Regions from separate parts of the Homo sapiens genome. Here region 1 is linked to region 2. Evidence: chromatin loops called from intact Hi-C (ENCODE). Cell type or tissue: Calu3. All regions are shown on one strand. Region 1 holds the start of PHKA1-AS1 (PHKA1 antisense RNA 1). Region 2 overlaps PHKA1 (phosphorylase kinase regulatory subunit alpha 1).

The links. Hi-C counts contacts between places; a loop is a spot of excess contacts. Peaks named below come from ENCODE experiments on the same cell type or tissue, not always from the same donor. Only the 100,000 strongest peaks of a DNase experiment are listed, where the experiment ranks them.
Region 1: it touches region 2 in a loop (10-fold over the local background); 3 of 110 quality-filtered maps call a loop at or near these places.

What each region holds. Positions count from the first base shown.
Region 1 is chrX:72,682,007-72,690,006 of GRCh38, forward strand. It overlaps PHKA1 (phosphorylase kinase regulatory subunit alpha 1), which reads right to left. Exons shown (of 32, transcript NM_002637.4): 5 at 2,492-2,574. It overlaps PHKA1-AS1 (PHKA1 antisense RNA 1), which reads left to right and starts at 6,943. Exons shown (of 5, transcript NR_110391.1): 1 at 6,943-6,996. In Calu3, no CTCF peak of the experiment used is centred here; a DNase peak (open chromatin) is centred at 4,275.
Region 2 is chrX:72,615,876-72,623,875 of GRCh38, forward strand. It overlaps PHKA1 (phosphorylase kinase regulatory subunit alpha 1), which reads right to left. Exons shown (of 32, transcript NM_002637.4): 18 at 7,234-7,400; 19 at 4,850-5,026; 20 at 3,339-3,430; 21 at 2,835-2,974. Among named protein-coding and RNA genes, the nearest start is that of HDAC8, 47 kb to the left of the region's middle. In Calu3, no CTCF peak of the experiment used is centred here; a DNase peak (open chromatin) is centred at 4,836.

The DNA.
Region 1 (8,000 bases), 66 kb after region 2:
CGCCCCGTCCGGGAGGGAGGTGGGGGGGTCGGCCCCCCGCCCGGCCAGCCGCCCCGTCCGGGAGGGAGGTGGGGGGGGTCGGCCCCCCGCCCGGCCAGCCGCCCCGTCCGGGAGGTGAGGGGCGCCTCTGCCCGGCCGCCCCTACTGGGAAGTGAGGAGCCCCTCTGCCCGGCCAGCCGCCCCGTCCGGGAGGGAGGTGGGGGGGTCAGCCGCCCCGTCCGGGAGGGAGGTTGGGGGGTCAGCCCCCCGCCCGGCCAGCCGCCCCGTCCGGGAGGGAGGTGGGGGGGGTCAGCCCCCCTGCCCAGCCAGCCGCCCCGTCCGGGAGGGAGGTGGGGGGGTCAGCCCCCTGCCCGGCCAGCCGCCCCGTCCGGGAGGTGAGGGGCGCCTCTGCCCGGCCACCACCCCGTCTGGGAGGTGTGCCCAACAGCTCATTGAGAACGGGCCAGGATGACAATGGCGGCTTTGTGGAATAGAAAGGCGGGAAAGGTGGGGAAAAGATTGAGAAATCGGATGGTTGCCGTGTCTGTGTGGAGAGAAGTAGACATGGGAGACTTTTCATTTTGTTCTGCACTAAGAAAAATTCCTCTGCCTTGGGATCCTGTTGATCTGTGACCTTACCCCCAACCCTGTGCTCTCTGAAACATGTGCTGTGTCCACTCAGGGTTAAATGGATTAAGGGCGGTGCAAGATGTGCTTTGTTAAACAGATGCTTGAAGGCAGCATGCTCGTTAAGAGTCATCACCAATCCCTAATCTCAAGTAATCAGGGACACAAACACTGCGGAAGGCCGCAGGGTCCTCTGCCTAGGAAAACCAGAGACCTTTGTTCACTTGTTTATCTGCTGACCTTCCCTCCACTATTGTCCCATGACCCTGCCAAATCCCCCTCTGTGAGAAACACCCAAGAATTATCAATAAAAAAATAAATTAAAAAAAAAAAAAAAAAAAAAAAAGAAAGTTTTTCAGGCAGAAGGAAATAATGCCAGTTGGAAATCTGAATCTACATGAAGAAAAGAAGTACACCAGAAATGGTAAATGAATTTCTAATTTTTATTTAAATATACTTAAAAGATAACTGTCCAATTAACAGAAATAAAAAATAATGTGTTGGTCACAAAGGAGGAGGGTGGTTAGTAAGAAGTGGAAAACAGGCCAGGTGTGGTGGCTCATGCCTGTAATCCTAGCACTTTGAGAGGCCTAGGAGGGTGAATTGCTTGAGTCAAGGAGTTTGAGACCTGCCTGGGCAACATAGCGAAACCTCGTCTCTATAAAAAATACAAAAATTAGCTGGATGTGGTGGCGTATACCTTTAGTCACAACTACTCAGGAGGCTGAGGTGGGAGGATCACCTGAGCCTGGGAGTTTGAGGCTGCAGTGAGCCTCGATCATGCCACTGCACTTCAGCCTGGGCAACAGACAAAAACAGAAACAGAAATGGAAACACAGATTCAACAAATAATAACAACTTTTGTATTTTTATGGAGGTATAAATGATATACAAAGAACTGCACATATTTAAAGTGTACAACTTGATTAATTTTGATATGTTTTCATGCGTGAAACTATCATCATAATAATGAATATTTGTAAAATTTCCAAAAGTCTCCTCATACTCTTCTGTAATTTATCTCTCCCTCTGCTCCTCTCCTGAGGCAATCATGGATCTGCTTTCTGTCACTATAGATTTCTAGAATTTTATGTGAGTAGAATCATACAGTCTGTACATTTTTTGTCTAACTTCTTTCACTAAGCATAATGCCTTTGAGATTCACCCACTGATGCATGAATCAACAGTTCATTCCTTTTTATTGATGAGTAGTATTCTATTTTATGGATATACCACAGTTTGTTTATCCATTTACTTGTTGATAGATATTTGGGTTATTTCCAGTTTTGGAGATTATGAATAAAGCTTCAATGAACAACAAAGAAAAGTTGTCTATGTTAGACTGAAGAAGAAAAAAATCGCATTCCTGTATAGTGTCTAACTTAACATTTTATACAGAGAAGATGTTAAATATATTATGATTTAACAGAAACCTACCTCATATGGTAGTTGTAAGGAAAAATAACTTATTTGCATTGTAAGCACTGAATCAACACCTACAGATAATATTACAAACATGACTAAATTTTATTTCTAAGTAGCTAACTGACCCACAATACAACCTAGCTATCTTGCTCTTAAGAACTTAAATCATTAAAATAAGACCACAATTTAGCCCAGATTGCCAAATACATACCATGAGATATCACAGAGTTTGAAAGGAATGAAAGTATAGCATCCTGACCCTCTTGTCTCTGTAACCCCCTTGAAGAGAAGACACAGGATGACAGGTCTTAATAAAGAAAGAGGCTAAAGACAATTTCTGCCAGAAGCCTTTTAGGTTGGTTCACTATGAGCAGTAGCATTAAGAAAACAACTGAGTTGCCCAGTATTTAGAAAACAAAAACATCATATGTCTAAAATCCATTCTAAAATCAGTACTTACAGCAGTTTTATATGCAGCTTCAATGTAAAACACAAGGTTCTGTATGAAATTGACTTCATCTAGGCTGTGGATGATATGGAGTCCTGAGGAAAGAGGGAATAAAGATACAGAACTGGTCAATTATCACTATAAGCTTTATAGGCAGCCATAGTGACTAACTGATCTCACTAATCCCAAGCAATCCTACTCCTGCCTAGGAACAATGGAAGGCACTTTGATCTTAAACTATAAAAACAAGACCACAAACAAGTCCTAGGCTAGTCTCCAACTAAGCGAGATATAAGCATATTTCAACATGGAAGAATTTTAACTGTTATTTACAGATTTTACCAAAAAGTAAAATCTGATTCTATAGGTAACTAATTTATAATATGCTTAAATGTACAAACCTAAGCACTTGGGGAATAAAAGACAAATATTTCAAAACTGAGCTGGAAGGGGTCTAAATACTAAGCAAGAAATAGATAAAATTATGATTTTAAAAAGGACTTAAATTGCATTTTTAAGTAAAAATGATAATTATTCTAAATGTAAGCCATACAAAGATATTATAACTTACACACAGAATGTTTTACATGAATTATCCATTTAATTTTTCAACAACCACCCTAAGAGGTAAGCACCTCTATTTTCTCCATGAGGCTTAAAGGAGTTAAAAATTTTCCTAAGGTCATGTAACTAACAAATAGTGGAACCGGGACTCAATTGACTGTTGATTTCAGTTTCATTTCAGAGAATGCTGAATGCAGTTTCATTAGGAGGTAAGATGCTATACTGCCTCCTAATATGTATAATATGATCCATTTTTGCTTAAAAACTCCTCTCTTTATATCTCCCCCCTCAAACATACAGAACTACACAAATATATAACCAGGAGGATGTTAGTTAATAGCAGTTATCTTTGGTGGTGAGATTCAAGGTAGTTTTATTTTATCTTTTCTGGACATTTTTGCAATTTTACAGTATTCTACAAGAAACAGGTGCTACTTTTGTAATTTTTTGTAATTTAAAGTTATATTAAAAAGCAAAATCATAATAAATCAGAAAACTGCAGGATATATTTCATAAAATTTTATACAAAATTACTTAATCCTGAGCACTAAAAGTTTTTATACACCTAAAATTTACTAAGCAGTTAACTTTTAATATACCTCTTTTATAACAATAAATATTACTGTTTACATATGAAAGACTTGGTTTGGACTATTTGATTCTAAACTAAGAAATCATTTCAGAATTTAAAAATCAGGAAGCTAATTTTTCCTTTCTGGTCTATAACAAACAGGAGGAAAAAGTGAACATCAGGTTAGCTATAGAGACTAAACTTTTAAGCTTCTCATATTTACTTGGTGGAGGCTATTCTATTTAAACAAAACATTTTTTGTTCGCATTTGTCACAAAAACAGATGTGTTGGTTTAATGGAAATGAGTACATGTGCCAGCTATGTAGTTGTGTTAGCCAGAAAAAGCCAAGAAATTCTAGTTTGCTGAACAGTGGGCATATCTAGAGCAATTAGATCTAGATGAAAAAAACTTCCTTAAAAGGACTTGAGAATGGAAAAAGTCCTCTCACATTCTTAGAAGCATGATGTAAAATGATTGTCAAATGTTTCTTAATGTCAGCTTTCAAATGAACTCCACTGTGAATATCCTGAACACCCATTCCAGTTCAGAAAGAATTCTAAGACCTAACACGCCCTTCGTAAGTCAGCACTTAGTAATACTCTTTCATGAAAAAAATCAAACTGTGCCGAAGGATAACCAGTGAGTCTTCCTCCTACCCAGAACCACATCACCTTCACCACTGCCAAATCTCTCTGGAGAAACCTGTTTTACCAGTTTCTTCTGTATCCTTTCAGAGATATATTATGCATGTACAAACATTACACAAAGGGTAGTACTGTATATTATACTGCATTTTGCTTTTTCATATATAAGTAACTTGGAGATAATTTCAAATACATCTGTCTCATTTTTTTAATAGCTACAGAACATTTCACTGAACGGTTACTCATGTAACCAGTTCCCTACGGAAGGACATTTCGGTTGTATCAAATCTTTCCTCACTACAATGTTGCAATGAGTATTTGTGGAAATATATCTTTATGCACATGTGCCAGTATATCAGGGCAGATTCTTGGAATTGCTGACCCAAAGATGTATGCATATTATTTTCCAATGTTTTATTATGAACACTTTCAAACAAACAGAAAAATATGGAACAATTTTACAGAGGACCCCTGTATACTCACCATCTGAACTCCACCATTAACATTTTAGTATACTTTGTTCATCATATATCTATCCATCTTCCTTTTTGATACATTTCAGAGTAAGCTGCAGATATCCGTACACTTCCCTCTAAATACTTCATCATGTATATTAAATTTTGATAATCATCTCCAAGTTATTCTTCAAAGAAATTCTACAGTTTATATACCAACACTGACTGCCTGTTTCCCTACATCTTTGCAAACACAGGCTTTAAAAAAAATTTTTAATCTTTGTCTCACTTTAGTGGATAAGAAATAGAAGCCCCTTGTAGTTTAATTTCCAGTTTTTTATTATGAGTAAGGTTGTAAATCTTTTGATATATTTATAAGCTATCTGTGTTTCATATTTCTTTTCCTATGAACTGTTTGGTCATGTCCTTCAGATTTTTACTGAATTGCTGGTCTTCCTGGTACATACATATACCAGTCTTTGCATATGTATGGTCTTAGTATATATATATAAAATGGCATATGTATGGTCTTGGTATATACATATATATACATGCACCATCTGTATAATATTAAGCCTCATTCTCTGTCATTTTTAAAAACTTTATTGAGATACATAAAAAGTATGCATTGTAAGTATATATTGCCAGAAAGACTGGCAATTCAATAGAAATCAGAGGCTGAGAGAAGGCAGAAGTATGAAACTGGCCTTATTCATCTCTTAGATTTGTATCACAGCCATACCATACAAATGCCACATATTTCTACCACTTATGTCCTTTTGCTCATAATCTCCATTCATATGGCCTTCCCTTCCTTCCCATATCTTGAAATCTCACTGTTCTTTCAAGTTCCAGCTCAAATGCTATCTCCTCTGTGATGCTGTCATTGCTTCCCCTTTTCTGTGGTTCACACAAACATACTGTGTGTGTGTGTTTGTGTGTGTGTATTTGCTCAGCATTAAACTTTAAAAAAAACTTCTTTCTCTATTATTGATATTTTAACAAATATTAAGGAAATTAGTCCGTTGCACATCATATGTGTTGCAAGTATTTTTGCTAGTTTGTTGGAATTTGGACTTGTTTATAGTATTTTTTTATTATCAGAAACTTTTTTTTTTTTTTTGAGACAGAGTCTCGCTCTGTTGCCCAGGCTGGAGTGCTGTGGCATGATCCTGGCTTACTGCAACCTCTGCCTCCTAGGTTCATGTGATTCTCCTGTCTCAGCCTCCTGAGTAGCTGGGATTACAGGCACCCACCACCATGCCCGGCTAATTTTTTTGTATGTTTAGTAAAGAAGGGGTTTCACCATGTTGGCCAGGCTGGTCTTGAACTCCTGACCTTGTGATCCGCCCGCCTAAGCCTCCCAAAGTGCTGGGATTACAGGTTTGAGCCACTGCGCCTGGCCACATCTAAATCTTTGATCTATTAACATATATTTTAAATCATGGAACTGTGTAACTTTATAATTAAAAAGAACTATATGATTGGTATTATCAGATTGCAAACTCCTCCTGATCCATGGCTCTGTCAAAATAGCATCCATAGCACAGGGAAGCTGCAGAAGCAAAGTGGCAAAGTGTGTTTTTTCTTGCAATCGTAATGACACTAACTTCTTGGAAAGACGCCGGTAAAGAGAAGAGATGATAGTGACATGGGACATCAGCTTCATAGCTTTATCTTGTCATCTTTGTGTGACAATGCGATTGAGCAGAGACAGAGAAGGCAAAAGTATGAAACTGGTATTATTCATCTGTTAGACTTGCATCACAGCTATATCATACAAATGCCAGACATTTCTACCATTTATGTCCTTTTGCTTGTTATATTCTCCATTTAAATGGCCTTCTTCTCTCCAGATCTTGAAATCCTACTGTTCTTTCAAGGCTCAGCTCAAATGCTATGTCCTCTGTGATGCTATCATTGATTCTCCTATTTTGTGATTCACAGAATTTTGTTTTTCTTACTTTTATGAACTTATTTTTTTACTCTGTATTATAGACAAATGTGTACTTGAATTTTAAGGAAAGAACTACATCTTATTTATATCTGCATCTTCTAAAATTATCTCACATAGCCACTAAAAGTATCTCACGTAGTATTCTGAACGGTATTAAATAGCATTGAACAGTAGATGTTTGAAAATTTATTAAGTGATTTTAAACACCTCTGTTAACCACAGGAAAGGGATCAGCCTCTTGAGGAAAGGTCATAAATGGAGGACCTCTGGATCCTGTGCCTCCTGTAGAGCCCAGACACTGCTTGTCGAACAAAGAATGCAGAGGTGAGTACACATAAAATGAGATAGGGCTGGATTAGACCAAAGGTGACTATATAAAGAATACTAAGGCATACAGGGCTCCAGAAATGGAGCTAAATCAGTGGTCTATTGCACTTATATTCTGCACTCATCTGTATAACATTAAGCCTCTTTCTCTCATTTTTAGAAACAACCTTATTGAGATATGTAAAAAGCATGCATAAGAAGTATATATTCAACGGTTTTTAGTGTATGCACAGTTATGCGACCATCACCACAATCAATTTTAGAACACTGTCATCACTCCAAAAGAAACCTTGTGCCCCTTAGCAGTCACTCCCCACTTCCCTTCTACAGTTGCCCCCCAGCCTAAGTAATCACTAATCTACTTCTTGTCTCTATGATTTGCCTTAGTTGACATTCATATAAATGGAATCATACAATATGTGGCCTTTTATGTCTGGGTTCTTTCACTTAGCATAATATTTTCAAGGTTTGTCAGTGTTGTGGCATGTACCTGTAATTCATTTTTTATTGCCCAAAATATTCCATCTTGAGAGGTAGCAGTAACATGAAAAAAAATTTAAAAATTCCATTGTGCAGATGTATCATATTTTATTTATCCAATTATCAGTTGATAAACATTTGGGTTATTTTCATTTATGGCTATCATAAGTAATGCTGCTATAAACATTAATGTATAAGCTTTTGAGTGAACATATGTTTTCATTTCTCTTGGGTATATATATACTTAGGAGTGAAACTGCTAGATCATATGGTATCTCTTTTTTAAGCCTTTTAAGGAACTACCAGACTCTTTTCCAAGGCAGCCGCACCATTTTACATTTCCACCAGCAGTGTATGAGGGTTCCAATTTCTCCACATCCTCAGCAACACTTATTATCTGTCTTTTTGATTACAGTCATCCTGATGGGTGTGAAGTGGTATCTCATTGTGGTTTGGACCTATATTTCTTTCAAAATTAATGATGTTCACTATCCTTTCATGTACTTATTGGTTATCTGAAC
Region 2 (8,000 bases):
GAGTTGATTAAATTATCCCATTAAAAAGCAGAGTAGCTTAATGAATAAAAAAAGCCAAGAGCCAACTATATGCTGCTTAAAAGAGATTCACTCCACCTGTGAGGACATACATGGACTAAAAGTGAGCGGATGGAAAAAAGATATTCCATGCAAATGGAAAGCAAAAGACAACAGACGTAACTCTACTTGGATAAAACAGACTTTCAGGGCCAGGTGCTGTGGCTCACACCTGGAACTCCCAGCACTCTGGGAGGCTGAGGCAGAAGGATGGCTTGAGCCCAATAGTTTGAGACCAGCCTGGGCAACATGGCCAGACCCCAGCTCTGCAAAAAAAAATTAAAAATCAGCTGGCCATGGTGGCATGCACCTGTGGTCCCAGCTACTCAGGAAACTGAAGTTGGAGGGTCACTTGAGCCCAGGAGTTTGAGACTACAGTGAGCCATGTTCATGGCACTACACTCCAGCCTGGCTGACAGAGCAAGACTGTCTTAAAAAAATAGACTTTAAGTAAAACACTAAAAAGTGATATAGAAGGTCACCATATAATGATAAGGGGGATCAGTTAAGCAAGAGGATTCAACTATTGTAAATGTATATGCACCCAACATTGGAGCACCTAAGTATATAAAGCAAATATTAACATACCTAAAGGAAGAGATAGACTACAATACAATAATAGTACGGGCCTTCAACAGCCCATTTTCAGTAATGGACAGATCACATAGACAGAAAATCAACAAACAAACATTGGATTTAAACTGCACACTAGACCAAATGGACCTAATTGATATTTACAGAACATTCCATCCAAAAGCTACAGAATACACATTATTCTCAACTTTACATGGAACATTCTGCAGGGTAGATTATATACTAGGCTACAAACAAGTATTAATGAATTGAAGAAGATCAAAATCATATCAAGTATCTTTTCTGATCACAATGATATAAAACTAGAAATCAATAACAGGAGAAACCACAGAAACTTTACAAATACAAGGAAATTAAACATGCTCCTAAACAACCAAGGGGTCACTGAACAAATTAAGAAGGAAATTACAAAAATTTCTTTTGGCAAATGAAAAGGAAATGCAACATACCAAAAGATATGGGATACAGAAAATGCTATTCTAAGAGAGATGTTTATAGCAATGAATGCATATATCAAAAAGTATAAAGGTCTAAAATAAACAACATAATGTTACACCTAAAGTAACTAGAAAAACAAGAACAAACTAAACCCAAAATTAGTAAAAGGAAGAAACAATAAACATCAGAGTGGAAATAAATAAAACAGAGACTAAAAAAGCAATACAAATGATTAACAAAATGAGAAGTTGGTTTTTTTGAAAAGATAAACAAAAATCAACAAAGATTTGGCTAGACAAAGAAAAAAAGAAAGAATACCCAAATAAATAAAATGAGAGATGAAAAGGAGATATATAGCCTGGGTAACATAGTAAGACCTCATTTCTATAAATAATTAAAAAAACATTTAGCCGGACATGGTGGCACGCACCTGTGGTACCAGCTACTCAGGAGGCTGAGGTGGGAGGATCACTTGAGACTGGGCAGTGAAGGCTGCAGTGAGCCATGATGATGCCACTGCACTCCAGCCTGGGCAACAGAGCGAGACCTCACTTCAAAATCAAAAAAAGAAGATGAGATATAACTGATACCACAGAAATTAAAAGAATTGTTAGAAACTGTTATGAACAATTATATGCCAACAAGTAGGAAACCCTAGAAGAAACGGATAAATTTGTGAACACATACAATCTACCAAGATTGAAGTATGAAGAAACAGAAAATCTGAATAGATCAATAACAAAGGAGATTGAATCAGTAATAAAAAGTCTCCCATCAAAGGGAAGCCCAGGACCAGATGGTTTCACTGCTGAATTGTACCAAATATTTAGAGAACTAATACTAATTCTTTTCAAACTATTCCAAAAAATAAAAAAAATAAAAAAAAAAAAGGAAAAGGGGAGAGTTCTTCCGAACTCATTTTATGAGGCCAGCATTACCCTGATACCAAAACCAAACAAGGACACAACAAAAAAAGAAAACTAGAAGCCAGTGAGAATGCTCATCCTGTAATGATTATAAAACCCCCAATTTAGTCTCCTTTCCCTGGGCTCTCAAGCCTTTTTGGGAGCAAGCTGGGAACCTTCTTTGCTCTTCCTAGAAAGCCTTATTATGTGAGTAATAAATATTCCACACCTTCTTGGTATGTGTATGTCACCATCTATCTCAACATCCAAACCAAATTTAGGGGAAGAAAGTCCATCCTGCCTCTTCATGGTGACTACAACATGGAAAAGGAGGGAGAACAGATTATTTTTGTGTAAGCTTGTGGGGTTTAGGAGAGAGGAGTTCAATTTGGACATATTGAGTTTGTACTAATACAAAGTACCTAGCAGGATGCCTGACACATAGCAAACAAAAATGTTAGTTTCTTTCTCCTATAAACCTCTATATTCTTACTTTTCTTGAGTTAAAAACTTATCTGTACATTTGACCAAATAATGGAGGCTTAAAAATAACCTAATGACAGTAATATTTATCAGTTATTGATCACCCACCATGTGCCAGGCATTGTATTAGAGACTTCATGGATATTATATCTTAATCTTTACAATAACTCTATGAGGTATATATAATCCAAATTCTATAAATGAGGACAACTGAGGGTTTGAAGTCACATGATGGATAGGTTGTTAAACTATATTCAATTCCAGATCAGCGAAACTCCAAAAGCTGTGCTCTATTTATTATGCTATAATTCCTCTGATTATGAACATTAAACTAGATTGATAATATCCACCACTTACTTCATAGTATACAGCATATAGAGGATATCAGCTTGTTCCTGTAAGCTTGAGGTCTCCTTCAACTGTAAAACCAGTGCTTTAAAGTCCACCTCCCCAGACTGGTCTCTAGGAAGATGTATTTCTACACGAACAGAGGGAACCTTTAGTTTGAGAAATGATGACAAGAAATTAAGTTCACAAGTGCTCAACTTAAATAATGTCCTAGAATGAGTCATATTTTCACCTCTAAACCTTTTCCAAGGAATTCTTTAAATACTAATGAAAGGCAAAGCAAAAGTAATGAAACCTTCCAGATGTATAATACAGCAATCTAGTTTTCCCAAAGTCTGACCAGACAAACTTGCCCAATGTAAAAGTGAACTGAAAAGAACATGTATCTTCACCAGAATAGCATTTTGCGTACCACTAGTTAGTAACAAGAACCATAATGACTAGTCCTATTATTTCCCATAAAGATGGCAGTTTTTCAAAAAGCTAATAGAAATACCTCCTGCACAAATTTACCTGGTTCTCCTGTCGGGGATGAGGTGAATCAAGTAAGTTGAATGAAGGCCGGGAAGCCTGAAATAACTTCGTAGGAAGATACATGTGAACATCTGCAAAAATATGACATTTATGGGAAATATTAGGTAATTAGGAGACTAATAGAAATGCACAGTTGACTTCAACAATTAAGTCACATGTGAGTCAGTTCTTCATAGAACAAGAATGACAAATTTCTCCTTTCTTGGTAATATCAAAGAAAATAAATATGAATATAAGATAATTTAAATAATGTGCAATTAATAAGTATATTTTGAATTGAATTTCTAGAATTATAGCACTAGCTGGACATGTAAGATATTAAATTTACTAATGTGATTAATCCACGATGGTGCGTTCACTGATACTTTGATGGAATACGACATATAATAGAAAGAACTCAGTTGCATTTTCTATTTTCCGAACTTTTCTAGGTGAATATCTGGCTGCTAGTGGTTAAATTTCCCTAAGAATAAGTGAATGGATGATCCTATCTAGGGAATAAGAAAAATGTAGTTGCTGACCAACTTTGAGATATTCCTAAGATTTTTTACTTACAGTTCATTGTTGAAATACTTACCATCACTTCTAAGGAAAGATTTGTAATTTTCACCACTTTACAGATACAGAAAGAGAGATACAGAGCTCAAATAACTGTTCAAGCAAGTAAGTAGCAGAGCTGGGAATTAAGCCCAAGTTTTCTGGTTCACAATTGAGAAGTATAACAATAAATTTCATCTCTTCATATAAGCCCTTTCTCGAGGAAGCATACTCAGAGGGTATGCTGAGCTTTTCCCTATTATAAATGTTAAATGATTCCCAATGTTCATGTTTAATGTATTTGGTTAGTAATGGTCAATAAAGTTTTAGACAGCAAGAGCATGCATCTCAGTCATTCTCCTCATCTGTAAAATGTTAACATTCAGGTCTTCTAGGTGTGGCCAAGGAGCCCTTCTCTCCTTTCATATCCAGCTACTATAAAGACATTGAACACTCTTAGGAACTATGACTACTCCTGGCAATGTGTGGCAGAAGACACCCTCCACTGTGAATACAACTGAAGGAGGGTAGTGGCCATGGGGAGAAGAATGGCAAAGTTGTAAAGAATGAGTATTATATTTGACAAAACAGCTCTACATTGCTGGAACAACAAGAAAATTCCATAGAAGTAATTTTCCCAAAGGAAAAACCCTTTCTACCATTTCAAACTTTAATGTTATAGTTGAATATGCTCCATGTCTCTTGTTCTGCCTCTTCTTACCATGTTACCAGTTAAACCAGACTACATAGCACTACCTGCAGCATAACTATACACAATTCACTCATTTTACAAATATTTGAGTGTCTAATATGTTCTAGGTGCTGTCTGAGATGCGGGGGATAAAGCAGTGAAGAAAACTAAAGTTCCTGCTTACATTGTAATCAATGCCCGCCCCTATCCTGGGCTTCACGTCATCCTGTGCCTGACTCTGGTGAGTCACGGCATTACTCACTCTGTACATGCAGTTCCTTGGCCTTGGTCACCAAGGACATTAAGTCGCAGGTTGTTTGCACAGCAGCTTGGAACCGATCTAGCCCTCCCTTCTGTGAGGTAGGGGCTAGTTTAGGATGGGGAGCAGTGTGCGCCAAAAGGTGATCTAAATAACGAGCAACTTCATCACCACAGCGAGCTGCAAGGTTAGTGGGGGGAGGGGGAAGAGAAAAGAATGAAAATATTTTAGTTACTTTACAATCTACCCCAGCAAAGAGAATGATTGGCTCCTGTGCTCACAACACAGCACCAGAAGTAGGTTGTTTTTAGCTCATGGAGGAAAAGCTTGTGATCATGATATAACCTCATCACTTTAAGATCCAGTGACCATGGCCATTTACTAGGATCCACCTCCTCTTCAACTTGCTGAGACAAGGTCAGGGTTCTTGAAAGCAGTATGAGCTTGTTTTACATTGGAGCAAGCATTTAGCAATCTGTGTATTTGTGTGTGTGCATGTGATAGTAATGGTGGCAGGGATGGAGGAGGAACAGAACAGGGAGCTTCAGGTCACACTAATGTGAGGGGACTTTGGTGAGGAAGGGCCAGGAAAGGGCAAAAATCTTCTTAGTCACCTCGTTTGTTTACTCAGCAAATATTTGTTGGCTGCTATGTACCAGGCAGTGTACTAGGTGCTGACATTTCAGTGGTGAAGAGGATGGATATGGTCCCTATCTTCTTGGGCTCCCCTTCTCCCATATACCTTCTATAACATTATCTCTGAGTATGGGTAATGGAAAGAAAAACATACATATATCCTGTGGAAGCTTAATATTTCAGACTTTACATGAATATTCACAAGGTTTATAGTTAGAAAAACACACTATTCAGATCGATACCAAAGTCTGCTGTATCAGTCATGAGTCTTCTGGTTTTTGATGATATTTACTGATCTCTCCAGATGTCTTTCTGTGCTCTGATGTGACTAATGCGAACTAGTAGAGCTGTAAGAATGGAGCTCATATTCAGTGACATCCTAATGACAAAGATTGTAACCTTGAATACAATCTAGAGACTTGAGTGGAGGATTATGAAGAATATGGAGAGAAGCTCTTTACCCACAGAAGGGCTGGCAAGCAATAAATACATTCATTTTGAGAACACTGATGAGTAAACCCGGAACTAGGAAAGTGACTCAGAATGCCATAATGTCAAATTCAGTAACACGTATCATTAGAAATATATATTTTAGTAATCCAATGGAATGAGTACTACAGATAAAAATCACAACTACCCATAGAAGAGCAAACAATCTCAATATATGATCTTCTCATTTAATTTTCAAAGTATTTTATGCCAAGACATCATGACTTTTGTTATTACTGATAACAGTAAATAGCCTTGTATTTAATGTACTTTTCCAACAAAGAAATTCAACTGTTTTAGATCTTACAAAAACAAACACAGAATGAATGAAGTGGTGCTTAGTGAGTAAATGTCGGGCCCAAAAAAGAAAATAGTCCTTCTGACTGCTAATGTGTTGTCCTATTGTATGAGATTGTGCTGGCTGACCTCACTGAGGGCAGCAAATTTATTTTTTTCTTTTCTCCAACATACCACTCTTAAGATAAAGAAATTGGCTGCCTTAAGATACAGGCTAACAGTCAAATACCCAGACAATGAAAGCAGGCAAATCATATTTTAGAGGGCTAGACAAATAATTCTTTCTTATTGGCCCTTCTCTGTATGAAATTCAAGCAACATAATGCCTGCTCTGCCTAAGTCAGTATTTTAACACTGTAGGGTAGTGTTGCTCAGTCACTTTCAATGCATGCCCCTGCAATGCTTTCTCACTATATCACCTTTGTATTGCTAGAAGCCAATTAGAGTTTGACTTAGTTGTATTTGCCTAGTTTGTACTATGAAAATAACAGACATACTGAATAGGCTTTTTCAAACTACACAGACCTCCCCAGAGATTCCGATATGCTCCTCTAATATTATATGAAAAGGACTCTAATTAAATTTCATATTTTTATGCTTTTTAATGTCAAAAAGCAGTACTGTATATGTATTATTTTCCTACTTCATACTTGATTAATCATCTCTCACTCACCACTGCTTCTTCCCATGTCAAAATCACCAGCCACTTCAAATGCCTGGGAGAGGAATCTTCCCCAATCTTAGTAAGGGACTGTCCAACTCCATACTCCACAATTACCGCAGGAATATTAGACCAGAAACCAAAGGTAAGTAGAGGGAGGAAAAGTAAAGCCAAACAAAAGTAGAGATCTAGAGTGAGGATAGAACACTGTGAGACTGCTGGCAGCATAAATTATTAAGGATGGTGCTAAACAATATTTTGTAGTTTTGTCCAGCCAGGCCAGTGCTTTATGAAGCCTCCTTACCATGACTGGTTGAATCATAATCATTCATCCAGTTGCCAGATTCCAGGTAATCATAGTTGTCATCATAATCTTCACTGTACAGCTTACCCTCAGGTCCAGGGTCCATGAAGCTCAAGTGTGTGCAACAAGATGTTGTCAAAAACTCTGACAATTTACCTGTTTGAACCCTAAAAATTAGAGGAGGATAGAAAACAGAAAATCAGGGGTGATCCTTTTTAAACAACACAATCTTAGTGATAAAAGGACACCTAACATGTTTTGTTGGGGGATTACTAATGTGCATACATTAATATAAATTTTATAAAAATAAAATTTTACAGCACTCCTAGGCATGGTGTACATCTTAAATGGTTAGGGGACTGTATTAATAAAGGTTACAATTATGGATTAACAATCCACCAGCAGACCAGTTTTGCTCTCTTCTACTGCCATATATTACGTTGCTAACTATGCCAAACATCTGGTAAAAATTTGCATTGGCTACTGGAGAAGCCTGGAGAGAATGAAGATAAATCATCACAAACCCATCACTTCATTAAAAAAATACCCAAAGGTCATTTGAACATAAAGGATGGTACTTGACAATTCTGTAAATTATAGTAGACTGTAAGCCATATCGTCTCCTACTTATGAAGACAATTACAAAACCCAAAAGCAAAGTCAGCATTACCAAATTTCTAAAGAGGCCAACTTGAAGGGGCTATCAATGGCCACACCTTGGATAATTAAAATATTGAAATAATAACAGAAATGGATCATGGCATATT